Linked DNA regions of Homo sapiens: region 2 is linked to region 1. Evidence: chromatin contacts called from ENCODE Hi-C or POLR2A ChIA-PET data. All regions are on one chromosome and are shown on one strand. Each heading gives the region's core, a stretch centred on a gene start or an enhancer-like site at or near the end of the contact. The rest is flanking DNA. Distances are from core to core; before and after follow the strand shown.

What was found. A loop is a pair of places that touch in the nucleus more often than their neighbours do. ChIA-PET counts read pairs that join two places held with the same protein, here RNA polymerase II (POLR2A). Pooled maps may share reads with other maps.
Region 2: a map with no recorded cell type shows a loop between it and region 1 (8-fold over the local background). The contact joins the promoter of CHMP1A here to the promoter of ANKRD11 in region 1. A Hi-C loop is called at or near these places in 2 of 168 maps with a recorded cell type or tissue (ascending aorta and naive thymus-derived CD4-positive, alpha-beta T cell), 7 of 37 single-sample maps with no recorded cell type and 16 of 50 pooled maps. POLR2A ChIA-PET finds 5 or more read pairs at or near these places in 9 of 52 experiments (AG04449, AG04450, CD4-positive, alpha-beta T cell and 5 more).

What each region holds. Positions count from the first base shown.
Region 1 is chr16:89,488,165-89,492,658 of GRCh38, forward strand. It overlaps ANKRD11 (ankyrin repeat domain containing 11), which reads right to left and starts at 2,397. Exons shown (of 13, transcript NM_013275.6): 1 at 2,081-2,397. It overlaps LOC101930112 (a long non-coding RNA gene), which reads left to right and starts at 2,806. Exons shown (of 2, transcript XR_933895.4): 1 at 2,806-3,222. It overlaps LOC101927863 (a long non-coding RNA gene), which reads right to left. Exons shown (of 5, transcript NR_188547.1): 5 at 4,239-4,469. RefSeq lists enhancers at 1-85, 1-133, 284-353, 943-1,456, 1,457-1,971 and silencers at 1,253-1,322, 1,363-1,472, 1,553-1,602, 2,177-2,656, 2,857-2,946 and 1 more.
Region 2 is chr16:89,655,729-89,660,445 of GRCh38, forward strand. It overlaps CHMP1A (charged multivesicular body protein 1A), which reads right to left and starts at 1,980. Exons shown (of 7, transcript NM_002768.5): 1 at 1,854-1,980. The coding sequence starts at 1,860. It overlaps SPATA33 (spermatogenesis associated 33), which reads left to right and starts at 2,108. Exons shown (of 3, transcript NM_001271907.2): 1 at 2,108-2,220; 2 at 2,520-2,693. The coding sequence starts at 2,184. RefSeq lists silencers at 1,707-1,766, 1,987-2,376 and an enhancer at 2,092-2,261.

The DNA.
Region 1 (4,494 bases), core at 1,147-3,646:
GTTTCAAGTTTAGGTCAAATTTAGCACTATCTTGTGGGGAACTTTTCAACAAACTTAAGAGGCATCACGAAGAACAGAGAAAACGTCACAGCAACTTGGTCTTTGTTCCCTCCCATCCAGTTCCATTCAGATGGCCAGCCTATCGAAGGAGATCCTGCTCTTCGGGGAGAAACTACAGAAAGAGGAGAACAACAGCTGAATGGAGGGTAGGGGAGGCCACACCAACTATACGAGATCCAATGCAAGGGTCACAATGAAGGCTGAGCAAGACATCCGCCCCCCCCCCTTTTTTTCTAGTTTAACTACAGTTGCAGAGTAAAATCAGAGGACTTCTGTAATCATTCTCTAACAGAACTCGAAGTCTTCCAGGGCAGCCAATACTTACTAAGAGAAATCAAGGTCTCAGAGAAACCAAAGAAACAGCCTCAGGGTCTCCGATTTTGAACGTTATGCCATAGACTAGGTCTGCACACAACAAAAACAGTAACTGTTTCGATGGCACTTTTTCCACAGGTAATATCATCTTATATGTTTGGCTAAGTCTCAACATCCCAAAAAGGATCAAAAGATTCTCTAAGTTTTGCAGTTCAACAACTGTGCACACTTTTATTTCTCATTTCAAGTGTTAAGGATATTGCTCTAATGACTGCATAAAACTCTCTCCTCATGTAAGAAAGCCTGAAATCTAATTTCTCTACCATAAAACCCTGTTCTTGCAAAAGGATACAAAACTACTCATAATCTACAAAAACGATGAATCCTAAGCATGTTACATAGAAGGAAAACAGTTTCAAAGCATAGGGAGCTGTTAGACCAGCTTCATCTTCCCAAGCCTCTTCCAAAACTTCTTGGAAGCTGATATATAACACTAACCTTCCAAAAACACAACAGAAGCAGAAAATCTTAATGGGGCACCAGGAAAAGAGCAAGCCTCGAGAAAAATCAAGACTCCCCCCGACCAACCTTCCCAAATAACACAAACACAAGAGTTAACAGTACAATCCCTCTTTGAGAGGGGACTGAATCAATGTGGCAGGGCCAACCCTACACACACACACACACGCGCGCGCGCGCGCGCGCGCACACACATACACCACACACACAGCTACCGCCCTGCCAGGGGATGATGAAATGAGGAACGGAAATTAACATTTCAGGCAACGTCTCACATTGTTCCTTGAGGCCAAGGGCTGCTGTTGCAGCCGCCACCGCCACCGCTTTCCTCCCAGCCACCCCCCACACCCGCCCGCCTACCCTCCCCCTAACACCCCCCACACGGCTGCCCGCATTCCTGCCCCTCCTCGGCCTACGCGCGCCTCCTGCAACCCCGACGCCCCCAGGTCCCCAGTTCGCCCTCCCCCTCCGGCTCGGAGCCCGAGAGCCGCCTGCTCTCATTTCAAAACAGCGATAATAATAGGGACGCTGAGAATAACAACTACGACCAGCACGGCGAAGGCGCCCCTCTCGCGGGTCAGAGGTCGGCGCCCCAGCTCCGCAGAACCCGGCGCCCGGCCAGCGCCCCCTGGCAGCCCCTCCCGGCAGCCTCAGGTCCCCAAGACCTGCAGGCCCGCCCCGAAGCCCCCCGTCCGCCCCTCACGGCCGCTCCGAGCCCCCGAGGCCCGCCCCGGAGCCCCCTGTCCGCCTCTCACGGCCGCCCCGGGCCCCCACGGCCCCCAGGCCCGCCCCGGAGCCCCCAATCGGCCCCTCAGAGCCGCCGCGGGCCCCCGGCCACCCAGGCCCGCCCGGAGCCCCCGTCCGCCCCTTACGGCCGACCCAAGCTCCGCCGACCTCCCAGGCCCCCCCCGGAGCCCCCTATGGGCCCCTCACGGCCACCCCGGGCCCCCAAAGACCCCCGGCTGCCCCGAACCCGGACCCGTAGGCCCGCTCCGGGACCCATTATTGGTCCCTCACGATCGCCCCGGGCCCCCAAAGACCCCCGCCCACCCGGCCCCGACCCCCCAGGCCCGCCCGGAGGCCCGCGGCGCAGCTCCGTCGCCGGGGAAGGCCTGCAGGCCGCAAGGCCGCGCGAATGCCCCGTGCCCGCCCCGACCACCGCCCCCAGACCAGCGGCGCCTCTCACCGTGCTCCGAGGGCTGCGCGGCTCCGCGACGGCTCAGCGGCGGGGCGCGGGCGCTGCCCATGCAGCCCGCGGCCGCGTTTCCCGGGCCGCGCGGCCCGAGCGGCAAGGCGGCGGCGGCGGCGGCGCGGGCTCGGGCCCGGCAGAGCTGCGAGGGACGGCGGGAGGCGAGCCCGCCCCTCGGGCGCGCCCACGGCTCGGGCGAGAGCCGCGGCTCCCGGTGCGGACGCTACTGATGGGGCGTCTGGCCGCGGGCTCGGCGGCGGCGCCTCCCCGGCTGGGGCCCTCGGTCCATCGCGCACCGTCTCAGGGCGGCCTCTGGCTCCAGGACCCAGCGGCGGCTGCGGCGGGAGCCGGCCGCATGAGACGCTCCCGCCCATTGGCCCGCCGTATCCGCCACCGCCATTGGCCCGCCCCGGCCGGCCGCAGGGGCTGTGCACGTCACAGCGCCGTGAGTTAGTGCGCTAATGGAGTGAAGGAGAGAGGCGGGATTGACAGCCTCTCTGGCGGTCCGGAGGCGGGACTAGGAGGACGTCCCGGTAACGATTGGGCAGGGTCCTGCGTAAGGGCGCATGCGACACTGGAAGTAGCGAGCAACTGGATTGGCTGCCTCCGTCGCAAAGGAGGGTGGGTCTTGCATTCTCGGGCCTGACGATTGGTCTTTCCAAGTGCCGGAAGCAACAGGGATGTCGTCTGGAAACAAAATCTGGTATTGAAGCGCAGGGAGACAAAACGTCCACCTCTAGAGCCGAGGCGGCGGTTGCCTGTCGCGTGCCCGTGGTCTTCTGCCTGCCCCCGGACATCTCGGGCCACGTCCGGCCCGGCCTCCGGCCGCGCTGCCCTAACGGGCGTCACGGGGCATGAAGAGCTCTGGGCGGCTGCGAGGGGAGGGTACCGGGGCAGCGGGGCGGTCGCTCGGGGCTCCCGCGCGGTGACTCTTGCTCTGCCGTCGAAGAGAACGGCCCTCGGGCGCGTCGCGGCCGCGGCTCCAGAGCCCCTGGGCCTCGCGCTCTGAGAGCCTGAGCCGCTTGAGGAGGCCAAGCGCCCACGAACCGCATTCCCTGCCTTGCTAGTTAGTTCTCCAACACGCGAAAAAGGTAGACGAGGACTGGTTTTCTTTGCAGCTAAAATGAATCAAGCCTCTGGTAAGTGTGGATCCTGTTCTAAGTGCACCTGTGTTCTCCTCCAGAACTAAACCAAAAAGCAAGGTGAACAAAATCGGTGCTCCTTCAGTTTCTTCTTTAGTTCTGCATGTTACTGGGGACTAAGACAACGGGTAAGCAAACTATTTATAGGCCTCAATTTACGAAATAACGGAATTGCAAAGTCCGGAGTGGATAGGACCGTGAGGACGGTCTTTTTTCTTGGGCAACACGCATTATGGTCGAGAGATCAGTTGTTAAACCGCCCCTGTTCAAATCCCAGCCCTACCAGTGACTAGCGGTCACCCTGTAGGCTTTGTCTCTCAGATCTTCAGTTTCTTGGTGGGTAAAATGGGAACTACAAGTAGCACCTATTCTTTTTTTTTTTTTTTTTTGAGTCAGGGTCTCACTCTGTCGCCCATGCTGGAGTGCAGTGCTAACTGCAGCCTCAGCTTCCCGGGCTCAGAGGATCCTCCCACCTTAGCCTACTAAGTAGGTGGGACCACAGTCAGGCATCACCACACCCGGCTAATTTTTTAAATTTTCGTAGAGATAGGCTCTCTGTGTGTTTCCCAGGCTGGTCTTGAAATCCTGGACTCAAGCGACCCTCCCTCCTCAGCTTCCCAAAGTGCTGGGATTAGAGGCATGAGCCACGGTGCGGGCCAGGAGCACCTATTTCATAGGCCCATCGGGAAGATTAAATGAAGGGGCTGTGGAGGCTGTAGCACGGTGCTTGGCACGTATGTGAGCTCTGGGGAAACATTAGTTATGCTATAACTGGACCTTCAGCCTTCTCTAGGCAGCCAGATTTCGGGCTCCACCCACAACTAGTCACGCCATTGGATGAGGGGTGAGCGCCTGATAAAAACAGCCGGCGTATGCGCTGATGTGCGTTCACGAAGAGGTGATCCAAGTGTTTCCATATTTGCCTCACTGGACGAAGTATTTGGTAAAATTGACGAAATTCAGAGTCCTGGACCCCATCATCACCTATGGAATTATTCTAGATGAGAGGGGACTAGGCATTGGCATTTTTTTATTTTGGTCCCTTACAATACTCATCATTGGGAAAATTTGAAAAACATCAACCTAAGCCGTCATGCTCGCACTCGAGAATGTTTCCCCTAGGCTGATTGACGGGCAGTGGTATTCACAGGTGCGGTCAGCGCAGTCCAGCTTCAAACTTCCGGGGATCAAGTGATCCTCCCGCCTGAGGAGCTGAGATTACAGGCCTGCACCACCATGCTCATCTATCAGGGGAATTTAAAGTGCAAA
Region 2 (4,717 bases), core at 730-3,229, 170 kb after region 1:
GATTCTCCTGTCTCAGCCTCCCAAGTAGTTAGAATTACACGTGCACGCCACCAGGCCCAGCTAATTTTTGTATTTTTAGAAGAGACGGGGTTTCACCATGTTGGCCAGGCTGGTCTCAAACTCCTGACCTCAGGTGATCAACCAACCTCGGCCTCCCAAAGTGTTGGGGTTACAGGCGTGAGCCACCACATCCGGCCTCCCAAAGTGCTGGAATTACAGCCGTGAGCCACCGCGCCCGGCCTCCCAGAGTGCTGGGGTTACAGGCCTGAGCCACCACACCCGGCCTGGCCAGCATATTTTTTGTGGCGGGAGGTAGATGTTATCTTTCATCTTCTCTCAGGGCAGAAAATCTCTACACATTTCCTTCATGATGATGACACGGTGGTACTATAGCTTTTCACACTTCTAACTAAAAGAATTTTTTTTGAGACGGAGTCTCGCTCTGTCGCCCAGGCTGGAGTGAAGTGGCGCGATCTCGGCTCACTGCAAGCTCCGCCTCCCGGGTTCACGCCATTCTCCTGCCTCAGCCTCCCGAGTAGCTGGGACTACAGGCACCCGCCACCACGCCTGGCTAATATTTTTGTATTTCTAGTAGAGATGGGGTTTCACTGTGTTAGCCAGGATGGTCTCGATCTCCTGACCTTGCGATCCGCCGGCCTCGGCCTCCCAAAGTGCTGGGATTACAGGCGTGAGCCACCGCGCCCAGCCCTTCAAAAAGTATTTTTAAAAGCCTGCCCATCACACCAGCCCAACGATGTTTCAGCAAACATAGGACTTCATTTTGCCAGATTCTTCCTGTTCTTTGGTATCCCTGAGCACACAGCCGGCTAGCCCCAGATGTAGAAGGTAAGAATTAGGGCGACCCATTGAGCACAGAAACGCTTGTGCTGGCTCCTGCTCAAACCTCTGCTTCCCCACATGGAGAATGGACGCAAAGAGCTGCTGTGACCAGGGCCTGGCACTCAGGGAGCGCTTTCTGTCTGAGTCCTTCTGATTTGCAGTGATGCTGTTTGGGGCAGGGGGTGCAACTGTCACTTTTTCTGGTGCCCTCTGACCCGACATTCCAAGTCCCGAAAGGCCGAACAGGCATCGCACAGTCCCCCCTACCGAGCTGGCGGGAAAGGGCGCCTGACGCTGAGGAGTGCCAGGGGCGGGGGAAAGGGTCCTGGGTCGGTGGTCGGGGGTCCAGGCCCTGGGCAAGGGGTCCTGGGTCGGGAGTCTAGGTCCCGGGTCCATGGTTGGGGGTCAGAGGTCGAGGCCCCGGGGAAGGCATACCGGGTTGAGATTTGGGGATGGAGGCCCCGGGGAAGGGGTCCCGAATCGGGGGTCGGGGATCGAGGCCTGGGGGGAGGGGTCCCGGGTCGAGGGTCGAGGCCCGGGGTAAAGGATCTCGGGTTGGGGGTCGGGGGCCTGGGAAGGGTCCCGGTCGGTGGTCGGGGGTCGAGGCCCGGGAGAAGGGGTCCCGGGTCGGTGGTAGAGGCCCTGGGGAAGGGGTTCCGGGTCGGGGATCGAGGGTCGAGGCCCGGGAAAAGGGGTCCCGGGTTGGTGGTCTAGGCCCTGGGGAAGGGGTTCCGGGTCGGGTATCGGGGGACGAGGCTCGGGAAAAGGGGTCCCAGGTCGGTGGTCGAGGCCCTGGGGATGGGGTCCGGGTCGGGGATCGGGGGACGACGACCGGGAAAAGGGGTCCCAGGTCGGTGGTCGAGGCCCTGGGGATGGGGTCCCGGGGGATCGACGGTCGAGGCCCGAGCTCTCCTGAGTCCTGCCCGCGGCCCCAGGTGGGCGGAGCCCACGCCAGTGGGAGAAGCGGCCCCGCCCCGCGCGCGAGTCCCCGGAGGACGGCCGCGACCTCTTACCGTCCATGGCCACAATGACAGGAGCAGCACTCGGAGAGGGAGAAGGGACGCCAACTCCGGGCGGTGTCAGGTCCCGGCGGCGATCGAACCGACCAAGCTGCACCCGGCGGGGACTTCCGGGGTCGCCGCCCCACTTCCGGTCGCACGGGATGCTCTCGCGAGAGGATGGTGGCCGGTCCCGCCAGAGGGGCGGGGCGCGGCTGCGCGGCGCGCGGTCGCCATGGTGACGCACGCCGCTGGCGCGAGGACCTTTTGTGAGTCGCTCCCGGCTCCGCGGCCGCGGAGGTGTGGGGACCCGGGCTTGCGTCGGAGGGGGCGGTGGGCTCACCCATGGGCCTTTCCAAAAGCAAAGAGAAACCCAGGAAAGGTAAAGGAGGCGCAGGCGCTGGGCTCCCCGCGTCTCCGCCCCTGGGCGCGGGCCCAGGGCGGGGCTGGGCTGGGCGGGGCGGTGTGAGCGCAGGCGCCAGGCTCGGCCCGGTGCGAACCGTTCCTGCCGCCGAGTCCGCCACGGACGGCGCGTTTCCCGCCTGAGGCGGTTACGGAAACGCGGAGACTCGAGACTTGAAGCCAGCTTATTCTGGACCCACGCAGGCGACTGAAGACGATGGGACCCACTGCCCTGCATTCGGTAAGTCCCGGGTCTAACGGATGATCCATATATTTCAGGTGAGGAGCAAAAGAAGGGATCCACCTATTCAGTTCCAAAATCTAAGGAGAAGTTGATGGAGAAGCATTCCCAGGAAGCCAGGCAGGCAGACAGGGAGTCGGAGAAGCCTGTGGACAGCCTCCACCCGGGGGCCGGGACAGCCAAGCACCCGCCGCCGGCAGCTTCGCTGGAAGGTAGGAGACGGCGGGAGGGAGCGAAGCGAGGTCAGTGGCTTGGAGGATCTGGGGCTGGGGTGAGGAGCCTACTGTAAGACCCTACCGGATGGACACTAGTAGCAGGCACGCGCCGTAAAGATGAAACTGGTTTGTTTTGGGAACTTTATGTAGGAGGTAAATATCCAGAAATCTTAGTTGAAAACATAAGTTTAATGAAAATGTAGGTCAGTTCCCGAGTGATAAGTGCGTACCAGGTGGTCGAGGGGCTGGGGCAGTGTGCGTGTGTCTCACCTGAGGTTCTCCTCGAGGGCTGGGTATCTTGGTGCCACTGAGAATCCCTGAGCCTCCGCACACTGGAACAGAGCATTGGGAGGCCGTCCCAGGCTGGACTGTAGCTCTCCGAGGGCTGTGGGGATAAGTACATTGCGGAGGGTGACCGAGGAGTAGAACCTGGGTGCGACAAAGGTGTCTTTTATAACAGCCTAGTGTGGCCAGACCTTTGGGTGTGTGTGGGGAAGATGAGGCCCCAAAAGTAGGAAGAAGCTAGAATACAAAGTTTTCCATCAGTTTTACCACGTGGAGCTGGAAGCGTTAAATATTTTAAACAACGGAGGTGCTGCCTGGGGCGGTAGTTCACACCTGTCCTCCCAGTTATTTGGCCGAGGCAGGAGGATCTTTTGAGCCCAGGAGTTCAAGACCAGCTTGGGCAACATAGTGAGACCCTGTCTCTACAAAAAATAAATATTTAAAAATAAAAAACAAGGGCGGCATGATGAGGTCTGTGCCTACCAACAGGGGAAGCCAGTTCGCAGGGGAGGTGGCCCGGTCAGAGACCCATTGCTGTGGCCCAGTGGGAGCCAGCAAGGCCTTGCAGTAGGAATTGCAGAAGGGTCAGGCAGGGAGAACCCGCAGAGCCTGCCGTCCGAGGAGATTGGGGGCCTGTGCCAGGAGGAGGTGTTTTAAGTTTCATCACAAGAATGAACCACTCGGCTGGGCGCAGTGGCTCACGCCTGTAATCCCAGCACTTTGGGAGGCCGAGGCGTGTGGATCACTTAAGGTCAGGAGTTCAAGACCAGCCTGGCCAACGTGGTGAAACCCTGTCTCTACTAAAAATACAAAAATTAGCTGGGCGTGGTGGCATGTGCCTGTAATCCCAGCTACTCAGGAGGCTGAGGCAGGAGAATTGCTCGAACCTTGAACCGGGACCCGGGAGGCAGAAGTAGTGGTGAGCGAGATCGCACCACTGCACTCCAGCCTGGGCTACAGAGTGAGACTCTGTCTCAGAAAAAAAAAAAAATAATAAGGAGAGAACCACTCGGGTCAGACAAGAAAGAATGTCAGGGGGATGACTGGCCTGCTAGGCAGAGGAGCTGGGCCTGGACTGCTTCACACTGACACGCTTGTAGGATCAAGGGCTGAAAGTAGGAGGCTCTGGGCCTTGGACTTGGAAGAAAGACTTGGATTTGAATTCCCAACTTTGGAACCTCCCACTGGAGGGTGGAACCCCTCACAGGAGGGCGCAACCCCCCACCGGAGGATGGAACCCTGCAGGAATAGCATCACCCTTGGGTGGCAGTTTGGAAAATGCTACCTGTCTGTCACGGTGCTTTTAGCTGAAAGTTACAGAAAAGCTCACTAAACGCAGCTTTAACACAGGGATTTAATGTCTCACGAATGAAGGGTCAGAGGTGGAGCTTCCAGGTTGGCTTGTTAGCACAACAGTGACATCAAAGACTTTGCGTGTCTCTTCTTGACCACTCTCAGTGTCCACAGCCCCCGATGAGTGTACAGCCCCCCACACGCAGGCAGGACTGCATCTACTGCAAAGGCATTGCTCCTTGCTTCATATTAGCAAGGAAACCTTTCCCAGGAAGGCTTCGCCTGCCCAGCCTCTGCAGGACTCATTCAATGGTGCAAATTCACCAGGGGCTGGAGGGAGCTGTGAAGCATGGGAGTGGGCAGGACCTCTGCCAGTAACGGAAGTGGGGGAAGGAGGACCGCCTGTTGGAAGGGCCCCAGCAGTGTCTGTCACACCAGAGGGT